Regions from separate parts of the Mus musculus genome. Here region 2 is linked to region 1. A link is a loop called in an ENCODE intact Hi-C map of the cell type or tissue named here. Cell type or tissue: left cerebral cortex. All regions are shown on one strand.

Evidence for each region. Peaks named below come from ENCODE experiments on the same cell type or tissue, not always from the same donor. Only the 100,000 strongest peaks of a DNase experiment are listed, where the experiment ranks them.
Region 2: a loop joins it to region 1, with 4 times the contacts of the local background. A loop is called at or near these places in 8 of 42 quality-filtered maps.

Annotation. Positions count from the first base shown.
Region 1 is chr13:97,236,547-97,244,546 of GRCm38, forward strand. Enc1 (ectodermal-neural cortex 1) reads left to right here and starts at 4,559. Exons shown (of 3, transcript NM_007930.4): 1 at 4,559-4,983. In left cerebral cortex, CTCF peaks have their summits at 3,118, 3,792 (motif pointing right) and 4,620; DNase peaks (open chromatin) are centred at 2,551, 3,178, 3,876, 4,119 and 5 more places; H3K4me3 peaks cover 4,574 bases; H3K27ac peaks cover 5,004 bases.
Region 2 is chr13:97,542,865-97,550,864 of GRCm38, forward strand. No RefSeq gene overlaps it. Among named protein-coding and RNA genes, the nearest start is that of Gm41029, 8.2 kb to the left of the region's middle. In left cerebral cortex, no CTCF peak of the experiment used is centred here; DNase peaks (open chromatin) are centred at 3,455, 5,880, 6,679 and 7,523; H3K27ac peaks cover 4,363 bases.

The sequences.
Region 1 (8,000 bases):
TGGATGGTTGTGAGCCACCATGTGGTTGCTGGGATTTGAACTCAGAACCTCTGGAAGAACAGTCAGTGCTCTTAGCCACGGAGCCATCTCTCCAGCTCCCTAGCTGCTTCATTTTAAAGAATGTTTTTTAAAAATAATCCTTTTTGTATCAGCTTCTTTTTTTAAAGTAACAGAAAAGAATTATTTCTTCATCATCAGTAATAGGCCAATGGCTCCAGTGTAAAACAGGAAGACAGCATCAATAAAAGACAAAAGACTGGAAGACCTTGTGGGTTTGAACATATAGCAGGTGTCGCTGTCCTTCCTGACAAGAAAGCCTGAAGCCAATGCTCCAAGAGCTTTGAGCGCAGCTTGGGGTAGAGTGTGACTTTAGCATGCTCTGGGTCCTAACTTCAATGTCTAGTACTAAAAGACCAAAAATAATCTGGTCCCCATGGGATAAGAGAACACATTCAAGGCCTGCCGGTGTTCCTTCGGTAGCTGAAGGTGTAGAAGGAGGGGCTTCCGTAAGGGTCCCAGTCCTTGGAAGTTCCTTTTTTCTCCTTTCCCTTCCACACGTGTGACCAGGAGATGGCATCCCGGCTGAATGTCCACTTCCTAGCAGAGGTTCAAGCTGATAAAAAGAAAAGTACAGATTCTAGGTGTTTCTCTTGTCGATGGTGGTGTTACCAAGTATTGGAAAAGAAGCAAGATAGGGAGAAAAAAAAAGATTTATTTGGGCTCATAATTTAAAGAAATATAGTCCACTGCAAGGAGGCAGGGTTAGGAGTGTGCGATGGCTGGTCACACTGCCATCTTCAGTGAGCAGAGAGAGGTGAATGCCAGTGGTCAGCTCCCCCCACCCCCAATGCATTTAGTCTGAAACCACAAGCCCGTGGGATGGCTCTGTCTCCATTCAGGGTCAGGGTCTTCCTCCTCAATGGAAACTCTCTGTAGATGCCCTCTCTGACACATGCCTTAAGGTATATCTCTCCTAGGTGATTTTTTTTGAAAACCTTTTAAATTTTTATTTGTTTATTTCTATGTATATTGTAGCTGTCTTCAGACACACCAGAAGAGATCCTATTACATACAGATGGTACCAAAAGAGGGCATCAGATCCCATTACAGATGGTTGTGAGCCACCATGTGGTTGCTGGGATTTGAACTCCGGGCCTTCAGAAGAGCAGTCGGGTGCTCTTACCCACTGAGCCATCTCACCAGCCCTCCTAGGTGGTTCTAAATCCAGCCGAGTTAACAATAAAGATTAGTCATCACACCTTGGGTGGGCATTTGGCCCTCTGCCATGTTGACTCTACTGGGCCTGGTTCTCAAAGCCTAGGTAGGAGGGCTGCCATCTTCCTCACACAGACTGAGGAAGTGATTCAAAGAACAAAGGGGGCCCTTCTGGAATCCCAGCAGGGGACATGTCTGAATTTGGGTAAGGCTTTGGGAACCTGTAAGTGGCCGGGTGGCAGCTGCCTGGCCCAGTTTGGTCTAATCCCCTGAGCTGTCCAGTCCCTGGTACTGTGATTGTATGGTGTTAATTAAATCACTCTCATTAATTCAGCCTGAGAATAATTAGGAATGAATGAAGATAGATTAGGTTTGAAGGCAGCTAATACATTTAACCCCACGCTGCTGATTTTGCAGCCTAGCAAAATAATATCGTTAAGGAAGATAACAAGGCCAAAGCCTTGGGCACAGCTTCTTAACAGCATTCAAAACAACCTTGGTTTAGAGTCCCAAGGCCAGGCAAAGACAGTTTTCCAGCGGCCAGCGGGACCAGCCTAACTAGCATCCTGAATCAAGCTCAGGCTGCTGTACAAAGCTAAGGAGTGGCCTCCTCTCCTGAGGTCTTACACCTCGGCATCCGGCCCTGTCTGTTGTAGTCTAGGGCAATCACAATCCTGTGGAGCGGTTTCTTCCTGTACACGCACACGACTCACCTTTGCTTCCTGTGAACAAGGTGATAAGAATGACTTTTGCCATTGGCTGGGAGAGACCATAAAAAGATATAGTTTGAGTTTCTATGATCATAAATCCACTAAGTTGCAAATCACTCTCAGCCGTGAGAAAGGCATTAGAAGCCGCCCAGCAGTCGAAAGAATTTTCATACTCTGGCTCATGTCTGAGGGTCACTGGAAACATGCACTTTTCTAAAATATAAGTTCACTTCCTGTGTCTTTCAGTATTTCCTGGTTTGTGTAACCTATATAAACAAATTCCGTCACCGGAAGTTGCTTATCTCCCGTTAGCAGAGGAAGGGATGTGGATGGTCACTGATTTCATTTCAGAAGTTTCTAGGCTGTGATTTTGTTTTCTTGATTTGAAGCACAGGAAGTGGTAACATTAGGTAGAAAAGATACAGCGGCAGCTAACAGCTGGACTTAGCATCCTTTTAGCCCTCTTGCTTAGCCAAGCACTCTACAAAGAGAAGCGAACTTCACTGTTTACTTCATTGTGGATGCTGCAACTTCCAGGTGGGAGATGCAATAGAAACGATTATCTATCCTCTGCCAGCTGACTTCTCCTGGCAAAACCCCCAGCCAACCAGCTGACATAGGTATATATACTGCTTCCAGGCAGCAGCAGCAGTTCTAGGTGGCTTTGGGAGAAAGACAGGCATATTTTGTCAAAAGAGAAGATGTGCTAACTTCTTAATGGAACAGTGTTCCACTCCACTGGTACACATGAACTGTTAGTGCCCTAAACCCACATATTTGTGTTTGACCCAAACCCAGACAGATGAAAACAAAGAAAAAGGGCCAGAAAGTGCACAGTAGTGGGCTTTGGTGCCTCCACAGGACATAGAAATATGCTTTTAAAAGACTCGGAGACCTGTTCCTATCTTCCTCTCGTCAGAGCCTATCTCTGATGCGAACTCCGTTTCCATCCGTTTGCTTTCTATTGGTTGTAATCTTTCTCTCCTTGGGAACGGAATTCTGCCTGCCTGGCTCCTTGCTGCCCCTGGGGGCCTCCACACCTGGTTCTTACCTTGAATCCCTCGAGCTTTTTCCCTGGCTCTGTAAAGCAAAATGGAGCCAAGACGCTATCAAAAATTAAAATAGGAAACAGATTTGAAAAGGCTGTCGTGAGGCTGACGAGTTAATGCTAAGAAAGGACTTAAGAGGGCACTGTCTTTCTTTGCGATGAGCAAAATCTATCAGCCTCAATAGCAGAGGAAGCCAGAGAGAGGGAGCTGGGATAAAGGACCAACCCTGCGGGTTTCAGCAGTCTGTGGTCTCAGGAAGCGCCATGTGGAGCCTCCTGCGCCGGTTTAAACCATTGCTACGCCTGGTGTCTTAAGAAAAGGAAGACTGGGGGCGAAGCGTTGGGGAGATGAAGAGGATAGGGCAAACTCCCTGGCCACTACTGAGGCCCTGCAGGTCTCCAGCCAGGCAATTCACATCGCCAAAGACCTCTCTTTCCTCACCTGCACAATAAAGGGTTTGGGCTAATAATCTATACAATTCGTCCCTACATATCTCAAATGCCGAATAAGAGCCAACTCAAAGTGTCGTTTTAGCTCCCAGCACAGAGAGTCAAAAATGAGAGTCATAAACAGTTGTGGCCACGTTTGTTTATTTATTTATTTATTTATTTATTTATTTATTTATTTATTTAGGATAGAGTTCCTTCTTTTGCTAGGCCCTCGAGACTTTAGGTGTGTGTGTGGGGTGATGGTTGTTGTTTTTTTTGGGGGGGGGGGACACGCTATTTCTTGACTGAACTCCAGACTCCACCAACCAACCAAACCCAGGAAAGGCCAAGTCTCCGAAGGTAACAGACATCTTCCCTACCAGGAGGAGGCAGCGTGTCTGCTCCTTGGAGGAGTTGGCTTTGAATCTAGCGGCCCTGGGCGATTGGTTGCGAAACACGTGGGCCCTCAGGACCCAGCTGGGGTTGCTGCGGCTCCAGCTCCGAGCGAGACAGAGTCCTGCCGCGGCTTCCTCACCAACTTGGGGTGGAGAAGGAAGCCCCCCACAAGAGTTTGGAGTCTGGCCTCTTGCCAGCAAGTAACCCAATGTCCACTTGCGCAACCTGCAGTGTTCCCCGAGGTCCAGACCTAGGCTTCTTCCCTTGCTCCTGCGGGAACTAGGCTCTGCCTGCCGCTGGGGTGTCTAACCCAGTGAGTGCATGCGGGAGCGGTGGATCCCCAGCTTGGCCTTGGCTACTCCACTGAGCATTCTTAGGATCCCGGCACCCTCGAGCGCAGGAAAGCGCCTAGGGCTGCTTTCCCCTGAGTTGGGTGCCCCAGCCCCCGACCTAGCCTTGAATGGGGTTGACCCGAGGAGGCGAAGACCCTCCGAGCCTCTAAAACTTATTTTCTTCCCGGTCCCCGAGGGCTGCAGCTGCCCGTTGCTGAGCGAGGGCGTCCGCTTTGTCTCCGTTCGCTCCCCGCCCCACTCCCCTAGTTCCTCTCCGGCTAACCGCCCCCCCCGTCATCCCCCCCCCCAGCTCCTCCCGCTCCTGCCCGCGTAGTGGACGCGCTTCCTCCCTCCTCCCCCTAGCGAGTCTCTTTGCATACGCGCCCCCTCCCGGGCGCAACTTATAGGCCGGCGCACGGTGGCCCGGCGCAGTCAGCTCCCGCAGCCTCAGAGCCAGCGGCGCGACGGAGGCGCTGCAGAGACCCGGAGCCGACGCCAGGCGGCCGCCAGCGCTCACGCCGCAACCCCGTTCCCTCCCCCTGCGTGCAGACCGCCTTCCTCCGCGGCGCGGCCGCCGCAGGCTCACTCTCCCCTGGCTAGGCGCGCGCCGGCAGACGCTTGGCCCGGCCGGGGCGCCAGGTCCGTAGCAGCAGATCCGGAGACCGAGGTCAGCTGCCTGCCGAAACCAGCCCGGGAGCCACTACCCCGGACGCTATCGCCTCCCTTCCCAGCGCTCCTTTCTCCCCGGCGATCGCCACCGCTTCCTGGAACAGAGACGCCCTTCGTCGGCTCCCTGCGGGTGACCGAGGCAAGAACCGCAGCCGGTTGTGTGCAGAGGCCAGCCGCCACTACTGTAAGTTTGCCCTGCAACCCCAAACCTGTTGCGGGCGCCCGGGTTTCGGGCGGTGGGAGTCGGCCGCGGGGTGTGCTTGGGAGCATCGAGCCGGCGCCCGCCACCCTGGCTGAGGCTTAAGCCCAGGAGGTGCTCTCGAGGCAGAACAGTCGCTGGAGTGGGAACGGCACTGGGAGAGCAACTTGCCTCCCCTCTGCGGTGTAACGCCCGGGCAAGTATCGGTGGGTGCGAGGAACCAGGTTGGGGATAATATCCCGGCTCCTAGCAGTCTCCAGGAAGCCCAGCGCGTGGGATCGGTTCCCCAGGGTGCCTCGTAGCCGGCTTTGGGGGGCGGTGGAGGCCATGCGCAGACCTCCTCCTGCGGCCACTTGACTGCAGCCAAATGAATGAAAACTGGTTCCTGAAAAACGAGTTTCTTCTCCTGCAAGCTTTTGCCTTTTAGAATGACATTATTAATTTCAAAGGCTAGGTAGGAATTGGTGGGCGGGGTGGAGATGAAACAGTGGACTTGGACTTGTAATTTGGTGTCGTCCTCACTGGCATGTCCAGCGTGTTGAGAGTAGCCGTTGCAAGTGTTGGAGGGGACGGCGTGGCCAAGAGCTATTTTGGTAAACATCTTTATAGTGTGGCTCCGTTGTTGTCAGTAATGTGAGTGCTTGGGAACGTCTGCCTGGCTTCTTTGCTCGTGGGATCGAGATCAGGCTTAACCAGGAGAGAGATGGAGGTGCTCCCAGTGTTGGAGGCAGACGTCCTGCCTGGAAGCAGCAGGAAGTGAACTGAAGTCACTGAACTAGGTGCCCTTTTGATGTTCACAGTAATAGCAGTCTTTTTCTCTGCCTTCTTTGTAGACGCAAGTTAAGTATATGTGTGCATTTTGGGGGTCATTTCCTTAGCATGCAGATTTATGTCTCTGGGGTCTTTAAAAAATGTTGGAAAGGATGATTCGTTTTATGTTGAAGGTGTTTTTTGTATAACCGTATGTATAAATTATGTCTGGATATTTTGATGTTTGCATGATTCTAAACCAGAGAGCACGTTGTCTCCCTAGGGTCTTCAGGAGCACCTTTTGTTTTAATCATACAGTGGTTGCAAGATGAGAGATTGTGACAGTGACATTCTCTCCCAGTGGGATGGGATCCAAGGTGACAGGTTAGACTCTGCCTCCTGGTTTTCTGGGGGAGACTTAGAAAACACAGCAGCATAAACACAGGATGCAGAGTGGTGCACATCCTGTAGGCCTTCTAGACAAACTGTTTTCTTAAGTATACACCTGGTTGTGAACGTTGTTTTATACCACCCTGACTCCCCAGCCCCGTGGGATTCCAGCTCAGCCTGCTAGCACTTAGATTCTTGTGTTCCTTTCTTGGCTCTTAGCCCGAGAGGAGGCAGCTTCCTTAGACTAGAGACAATCATTTAGAGGTTTAGGCTTAAAGTCTTCCTCAAAATAACTCAGACCGAACGCATTCATTTAAATGGCATCCACGGGGATAAAGCAAGCAGATTGCAAGTGCCTGGGAGCCTGAACACTTCCTAAGCTTAGTGTCTTCACAGAGGATGCCTCCACTGGGTCATTCTGCAGAACTTTCCACATTGGGTTAAGCTGGACTAGAAGATAGAGCCTTTGCTTGAGGTGGGGGAGATGCTTGGGTCCTCTTCATCCCGCTACCCACTGGGAAGTCCTGGGTGCTGTGTGCAGGCTTCGCAACACTGAAGCTTTGTAAGTTTGATGCTTACTTGGTCTTTGGTCTTGTTTACCCCGCATGGAAAGTAACATTCCAAAACTAAGAGGAAAACAAGTTACCTCGCCTAAAGATAAGAGCGAGTGTCTCATCAGACACCTACCTTTGTTACTTTTTTTCTGTGCCAAACCTCACAGCTGCGGGGGTGGGGGGCTGGAGGGGGATTTTGCAGTTTTAGCTCATGAATCTGGCAAGCCATATTTATTAATAATTTCTGGCATATAAATTAAAAATCTGAATGACTGAAGGAAAAGCAGTGGGACCCAGCTGGGCTGTAAGTTCAGGCTGTTTGCATCAGAAAAGATAACAGTAGCTAACTACAGAGTCTATCCTACCGCCATAAACAACCTCTTCTGGCAGATTCTTAAGGTTTTATCCTCCTTCAGAGCCTAAGAAGAGTGTTGTCAGAAGGGGGAGTTAATTCCATTTTTTAAGATGGATAGTGGACATTGTCCATATTATTGGCCCCTAGTTTTCTTACAACAGATACCCAAAAGAGATAGCATTAGATTCCACTGGTGCTAATTTTGGTACTTAGAAAAGCACTAAAGCTAGCCAATAAACTCTACAGTAGCCCTCCATGAACAATGGCTGTTAAAATTCACACATAGGAACATGAATCACACACACACGCACACACACACACACACACACACCCCTGTGTGCTTTTACATTTACATAAAGCAGTGTTTGCAGTTTGAACTCCCAGTATGCAGGTGCGGCATCTGCAGGTACGTAACAGTCCCGGTGATGGAGTGTTTAATCAAAGAGGTGGGCGGAAGCATCCTTTGTTCTTGTGATGGTTTTCCAAGAATTGGTATAGAGCAGGAAGAACAGAAGGAAAAAAAAAATTAGCACGAAGCTGCCTGCTCAAAATATTCTTCCTTTTATGTGCCAAAGTCTCATTTTGGAAGCTGTCCAGGTTCAGAAAGATGGGAGGTAATTGTGGCCAGCATCTACCTCGTGCTTTCACTGCAGCCTGGGGATCAGTGTGCACAAATGTTTACATTCTGTGCATTTAGAGCTCTGGAGTGGTAGAGCCGTCTAGGTAGAAACGGTCTCTTTTACCTTGGAGTAAAAGCTTGGCCACTTCAGGAGTTGGGTAGTTGCGTGTATTCGTGAGTTTGGATCTGACCAAAGGAATTCTTAATAGAATTTCTAATTAGTAGGTGTTGGTTTTACACGTGGCTTTATGTTGCATAGGGCTTTAAAGCCGGTGGCCTCCTGACGTTCCTGGCATTATGAGAGCGGGAAGCTTGGCATTTTAAGTGGCCTGTA
Region 2 (8,000 bases), 310 kb after region 1:
CAGCAACTGTGAGGTGAGATTTCCTCCACCGTGAGACCCCTGCATGGGATTATATACTGCCTCATAGAATCACATGGCTAAGCAGTCATGAACTGGAGTCTCTGAGACTGGGAGCCTACGTGCGCCTTTCTTCCTTTTAAGTGGCTCTTTGTTGTAGTAATAAAAAGCTGGCTGACACAATTAGTTTATAAATGGCTGTGAAATGGTAAGAATTTTGACCTGGCTCTAATGTACCAGGAATGTAATTAAAGGAAACTATTCTCATTCTTGTGCTTGGACAGTCCCTTATGAGCAAAACCTGATTTTACACAGTTCCTCTAAGTTCTTGAGACATGTTGATTTGTCCTTGACTCCAGAACTGAGAGCCATTGCCCCTTGAGTTGAGTTTTCAGTTTAAAGGCGATTCTTCACAGACATCCAGTTAAAATCCATCTGCCATGGTTCAGGGCTGCAGGGGAGACAAAGACAAGAGAAAGTAAGTACCTAAAAAGACTCCAGTGAGTCAACCCTATGCTCGATAGACCACAGTCCTGTGGGAAGGGCTGCTGTCTGTGATGGCTCTGGTGTCCACACAGCCAAGACACAAGACATACATATTTGTATGTACATACATACATACTACTTACATACACATGTACATACATACATACATAAACTTTTGTTTAAATTGAAGTGTGTGTATGTATGTATATACATATGTGTGTATATGTATGTATGTATATAAGTGTGTATGTCTGTGTGTGTATGTATATATGTGCATAAGTGTGTGTATATATGTGTGTATATGTGTGTGTGAGTGCATGTCTCTCTCTCTCTCCCTGTCTTTCTCTCTCTCTCTGTCTTTCTCTCTCTCTCTGTCTTTCTCTCTCTCTCTGTCTTTCTCTCTGTCTTTCTCTCTGTCTCTGTCTCTGTCTCTGTCTCTGTCTCTGTCTCTGTCTCTCTCTGTCTCTCTCTCTCTCTGTCTCTCTCTCTCTCTCCTAGTGAACTTATGGGCTCATAATAGAGGTCAGAGGTCAACCATCATCAGAGTGTCTTCCTCAACCACTTCTCCACTTTACTTTTCTGATACAGGGATTCTTGTGAATCTGGTGGTGACGATTTGGGCTGGACTGTAACCGCCAGAATCCACCTGTCTCTGGCCCTCAGAGCTGGGGTCACTAATGTACACGGCCATGCCCAGCCTTTACTTGGGTGCTGTCCTCATGCTTGTGCAGAAAGCACTTTACTCTTGAAGCCACCTCCTCAGCACCCTGCTCTTTCATTTATTGGCAATCACTTCACTCTCAGTGGCCTCGATGCGTTCCCTCACTTCTTACTGTATTTGTAAGAGCCAAGGACATTCAACATCTTATTTGTATCTTGCTGACACTTCCTCTCTAAGTCATAAGCAATATATATAAACAATTGGGTTTTAAATGGAAGCTTGTATGCTTCTTATGTGAGTAGGGGGCACATATGTGTGTATGTGTATGCATGCAGGTGGTGCCCATACAGAGCCAGAGGTTGATGCAGGATCCTTCTATCACTCTGCACTTTGTTTTTATTATTTATTTACGTATTACTTTCTTGATCATTATCTCTTGACCAAGAGACCAAGTAGGAAAAGAGGAAGTGTGTACTAGACAGTTGGTGACACTGGGCAGTTGACTTGCTTGTTAAACATTAGATGTTCTGGCTAGGATTATTTTTTTGTTTCCTCCTCCTCCTCTTCTTCCTCCTCCTCCTCCTCCTCCTCCTCCTCCTCCTCCTCCTCCTCCTCCTCCTCCTCCTCTTCCTTCTCCTCCTCCTCTTTTGTCAACTTGATATAATATAGAGTCATTTGGGAAGAGAGAACCTCAGCTGAGAAAAGGCCTGTGGGCAAGCCTGTGGGGCATTTCCTTAATTGATTGATGTAGGTAGACCAGCTCTATGAGTGGTGCCATCCCTGGGCAAGTGGTCCTGAGTTGTGGTGAGAAAGCTGGCTAAGTGTAATAAGGTAGTAAGCAGCAATCCTCCGTGACCTCTGCATCAGTTCCTGCCCACAGGTTCCTGCCTTTCATTCCTGCCCTGAGTTCCTTAGGTGATAGACTGTGATGTAGAGCTGTAAGCTGAAATGAACTCCGCTAATTCCTTTTGGCCGTGGTGTTTTACCACAGTGATAGAAACCCTAACTAAGACAGCAGTCATTCTTTAGTAATGGGTTTAGGATTGGTTCTAGGACCCCTGCAGATACCAAAACGCTCAGGTGCTTTAGGTGAGTATATGATCTAGCATTTGCATATCATCCATATATTCCCTCTCACACACTGTAAATCACATCTAGATTACATATAAAACCAAGTACAACATAAAGGTTATGTAAATAACTGCTGCATAACTTAGGGAATAATAGAGTCTGAACACGGCCAGCACAAGCCATTTTTTTTTTCTGTGCATTTTTGATCCACTGCTGGTTGAATCTGCAGATACAGAAGGCCAACTGGACCTTGACTACTGGCCATTGTATATGACCTGATGTTCAGTTGTAGGTTTTGTCATGTGCGGAGAAGGAAAGGAGGCTTCTGAGAGGAGCAGTGATGGGAAGGACAACAACGGCTCTGTGAGCATCCTGAGCAGATGCTGGCTTCACACTTTGCATATTTGAAGACAAGTTTATGTGGCTACAGATCACAGACGGTATGGCTGCTCCTTCCTGGTTCTGACGCTATTGAGGAAAGCTGGGTTCATAGTCTCCCCTTTTCTTTCCCCTGCATCTCACCCATTCCACTGGATGAACTCTTGATTTATAGCTCAGATTGGTCTTACTATCCTCTTGCCTCAGCCTTTTGGGTACTGGGATTATGGGTCTGCAGTACCACATCTGGCTCACATTTTTTTATCATTTACTATCACTTGACCTGGGTAGGAATTCTCATTTTGTGGTATAGCTGCTTATATAGTGTGGACTATTTCTACCTCATGAGATGGTTTTTGGCTTCAAATGAGGTTATCATATATAGATTGACTAAAGATAGAGCCAGGCACATAGTAGGTACTCAGTTAATAAGATCTGGGCCAGAAATTCCAAGATTTTGTACAGTTTGGTAGGTCTAAAGCTGACAATAATGCTTTCTTCTTCCCAAAGAGAGCACACAAAACCAAAGGCCATCAGATCAACCGGCCAGCCAAGCAGAAGGTATGGCAGCAGATGGGCATCTTATTAGGAGACACCCTGCTAGACGAGAGAGCCACTCTGTTGAGGTATTAGCATAATCTTCCTTTGAAACTTCTGCTCATAGAGAACAACACCGACTTCAAGTTGGTAAATAACTCAAAGGAATTTAATTTGCCCTGTGAAGTGTGGGTAATACTGCTTTATCTTTCAGAGAAGACGCACTGCCGCCTCCATAACATTCGTAATGAGGCCATTACCACCCGAGAGCGACTCCCTCCTGAGTTCTGACAGAGCAGTAGGCCACATGGCCGTGATTCATCTGTAAATCATGCTCTCTGTTTAAAAATCTTGGCAACTTCCTCCTTGTGCCCTGCTGTCTCTGTGGAAGGAGGAGGCATGGGAGGGAGGGAACCAAGGGAAGGGCATGAGATGTAAGGCTTGACTCTGTATTCTGTAAAACCATTACCCTTCTTCATTTCCACTAGAGTACCCCCATTTCTGCATGGTATTTTATACTCAATTAATTCCTGGAGATATTGCCAGAAACTAATGTGTTCTGTGTGCATACTGGATAACCGTGGGGATTTTAAAAAACTGTTGTTATTTGTTTAGATCATGTTTTTGCAGACAGTAGCAATATTAGTTGTTCATTTGGGGACATGGAGTAACTAGCCTGAAACTATTATTCTTTCTTTGATTTGATTCATCTATGCTTGACCCAAACGCTGTTTTGAAATAGGAAGAAAACCAAGTGTGGTGGCAGTGTTTGAAATCCATGCACTTGTGAGATTGGTGCTAGGGAGGGTGGGGTGGGGTGGCCGATGTTGGTCTGGGTGTGGTGAAACACACCTTTAATCCCAGAACTCAGGAGGCAGAGGCAGCTCGGTCTCCCTGAGTTTCAGTTTAGATAATGAATCCCATGCCAGCCACCGTTAGATCTCGAGACACTGTCTAAAAGACAAAAGCAAAGCAACTGACTGGGACTGGGGAGTGGGGGTTAGCTACTGAATTGTGTTGTGCTTTTATATGAAATAGAGACGAACACCGGTGAGTTCATAATCTTTGTGAGCCTTACTATGTGGAGACACCACAAGCTGTAGAAAACACACTGATTGGGATCAAAGTCCCTAGGTCATGACAGGCCCAGATGGCAACTGATTATTTCCGTCCTTGCCTAGCCTCTCTGCCTGGTAACAAAGGGTTTTATCACACTTTCTAATTCGTGGCCTGGGATGATAAACAGCAGAGGCTTGCTTGGAGACTGACCCATGGCCTCATGCCCAGTAGCCCTTTTAATAATAGACTTTTCCTGCCTTGTTTTTTGTATAGGTGCTAACATCAAGTTTGGGTATGCATCAGGACTCATGAGTCCTCATCTGGGTCCTCTTCCAGTACCCCACCAGCATCACCCTATTCTGGCGTCAGGCTTTTCTTTTCTGTGAATAGGAGTCAAAGCAAAACAAAAAAGGAGGTGGGCTGGGACAGCCGCTCAGTCAGTAGGGTACACGCTTGAATATCTGAGTTTGACTCTTAGTACCCATGTTAAAGAGCTACATGGTAGTGCATACTTGTGATTCCTGTACCGGGGTCAATAGAGCAGACAGATTTCCTAGGGGCTCAATGGCCATGAGGTCTAGATGACATGGGGACTCCAGGCTAATGAGAAACCCTGTATCAAATAGTGGAGACCATGTGAGGGAGGGTATCCAAAGTTGATCTTTGGCCTCCATACACGACCCCCCAACACACACACACACACACACACACACACACACACACACACACACACACACGGGTCTTTTTCGGTGAGACTCTCGCAGTGTCTTTCTGGGTCCAATTATGATGCTGAGTTAAGGTTTCAGAGGAATGATTTCATTCTTTAAACAATCAGTGTCTTTTAAAGATCCAGACATCTTTTTGACCATGTCCCAAGGACCTCGGTGGACTGATGTGTCAGAGGGTTCCTCAGTCCTAGGTTATGTTTTCCCAGCTGCTCTGGCCAGCAACAGAGAGAAAAAGACACTCTGGCATATGGGTCAGATGCTTGCATTATTATTTTTTTTTTATGTGTGGGAAACATACGTGGAAGGGCCTCAGATTGTAAAAAGCCGACCGGTGCATAGGATGTCAGAACACTCACTGTCTCTGTCCTGGGGACAGTTTCTTGGCATGGCCTTTTGGTTGTCTAGGTGTGTCTAATTGTTCTGAAGGCACAGCTGCATGAATATGATTTGCCTGTGGGGGTTGGGGGGCAGTGGGAGAAAAAAGGAAAAAAAAACGAAGAAGAAGAAGAAAAGGAAAACTATTTTTCCAATGTCAGGAAACAATCTTCAGCTACCTTCTTGGTTCTTACCTTTGAATTTCTGGGAAGCCTGTAGACTTTCAACTTTTTTGAAAAAAAAAAAAAAAAAAAAAGCTAAGTAGAAAGAAAGCATTTTCCCTGCAGCCTTAGAGGGTGACTTTTGATATCTTTGAACTTATCTCTGAGAACAAAGAGCATTCAGAGCTGGCCCCCTCACTTGTGCTTTTAAGCATGTTCATAGCTCAGAGCTAAATGGGAAAAAGAAGAGAGAAGAAAGGCAGTCTTTGCCGATTGCCCCTTTGTAGATTCGGGTGACCCTTTCCTGCAGGCTGCTGCAGGGGTGTTGCCAAGAAAACTTTGCTTCCGCCAGCCGAGCCGTGGAGACATAACAGACTCGTTTTCCTGCAGCTGAAGTAAATATTTCAACATTGATGTTGAAGGCGCCTGATCGCAGGGAAGCAGGAAGCTACTATTTTTAGTTGAGAAAAACATCAACATTGGAGGAAGAGACCAGAGCAGAGGCCCATACTTCAAGTTTCTTCAAGTTAACAATATCAGAGACACTCACTAAGCAATGGGCACAGCCCACTGGCATTTCATTTTTCTACAGTCCTGGGAACATAACCTAGTGTGTTAAGAATGCTAAGCATTTTCTCTACTCGGAATTACTCCCCACCCCAGTCTGGACAATGCATTGATGGAACCTAGTGATGAAACCGCGTTACCCAAATCCAGCAAGGGCAGATACTTCTGGAAATAAATCCATCTTTGAATCTGGAGGAGGCATAGTCTCTCTTCACTGCCGCCATATCTTCTGTGGAAAGACTATGCGTGACTAGAATGTTCTATAGCTGCCATGGTCCTGCCAGTTGCTGGCAACTCTGCCACAGCTGCCTGGTCTACCCTCCGTCTTTTAGGAGAGGCCTTCTCAGTGGCTTTGAAGATGGCCCCTCAGCACACTCCCTGGCAGGTGACTCATTCGCAAGCTCCTCTGGCCCAGTTGCACTGTTAAGGCACTCACAGAGTAGATGGCTACTCTTAATGACTATTGCTCACAGAAGACAACGTGTGTGGAAAAGGAAAACACACTCAACTGGAAGCCATTGCTCTTGGCTTCCGGTTCCCAGGCTGCACTCTTTTCCAACATCAGCATGAACAGCCCCACCCTACGCCCAAGTAGCCCCTTCTCAAACTCCCTAGTAGACATGATCATTTTTGCAGTTTAGTGGCAAAGTGGGTGTCTCTCAGGGCTCTGTGCCAGTCCTAAGTGACAGAAAAATGAAAGACTGCCAGAAAAGCTAAATACTGTCAGCAGGGTATCGTCAGTGCTCATTGGAAAAGTACCTTTGGGGCCGACGGCAATCTCACCTGTTGTCACTGTTGACTGGAATTTCAGTGAGTTCCACAGGAGCCAGCACGTAGGTACAGGGGAAATCAAAGTCCCTTTTGGGGTTCTTAATCCCATTCATAAAATAATTTAATGACAGACTCAAACAGAAGCTTGGGGGACAATTTTCTTGAAAAATCTTGGTCTGGCTCAGGGATTAAGAGAGTGTACTGTTTCTTCAAAGAATCCATGTTCGGTGCCCACCACCCAGGTTAGATAGCTCATAGCAGGCAGCGGGGCAAGCATTAACAGAAGAAACCCTGGGAGATCTGATGCCTCCGGATGCATGGGCACCCACAGTCCCACACATAGCCACACACGTGATGTATAGACATCACATTCCCCAATACTACCTAATGAGAAGAAATCTTTTTTTTTTTTTTTTAAAGATTTATTTATTTATTATATGTAAGTACACTATAGCTGTCTTCAGACACACCAGAAGAGGGCATCAGATCTCATTACGGGTGGTTGTGAGCCACCATGTGGTTGCTGGGATTTGAACTTCGGACCTTCGGAAGAGCAGTCGGGTGCTCTTACCCACTGAGCCATCTCACCAGCCCATGAGAAGAAATCTTAAAAAAGGAAGGCCACGAGAAGAAACCACCACTCCCTCCCAAGAGCAGGAAAACTAAACCTTGGCAGCTGCCCGAGGAGGAGCTTGGAGAGGAGAAGGAAAAGGGTGAAGCAGCTCAGCCAGCATGGAGCCTCAGCCATATGGCAGAGGAGCAGCCACATGGTGGGGAGGAGAGAGTAAGGAAACCCAAAGTACCAGGAAAAAAATCACACTTAGGCTCCTCAGCAGCTCAAAGAGAGAGACAGAAAAAGAAGACAAAAGAAAAGCTAAGCCTTTCTGAGTCTAAACAAAGGTGGGTAGACAGAGCAGAACTTTACATTGCCTTGTAGGACTGTGCTAGCAGGTGGAAATGAAGGAAAAGTACCGTATCTCATTAAAAGGATAATTATTCCTCCCTCCTCTTCAGCAGGGTTTAGGGTGAACTTGCCTTCCTGGGGGTGGTCCCTTAACCAGATCACCCAACCTGCCCAATTGCGTGTTAGCTCTCCATCTAGACCAGAGATTTCATTCTCTTGGACAGAAAGAAAGATTTCCCTCCAATTGGCTCTTTCCACTACTGTGATATTTTGACAGCTATTTTATTTGTTGTTGTAAGATTAAA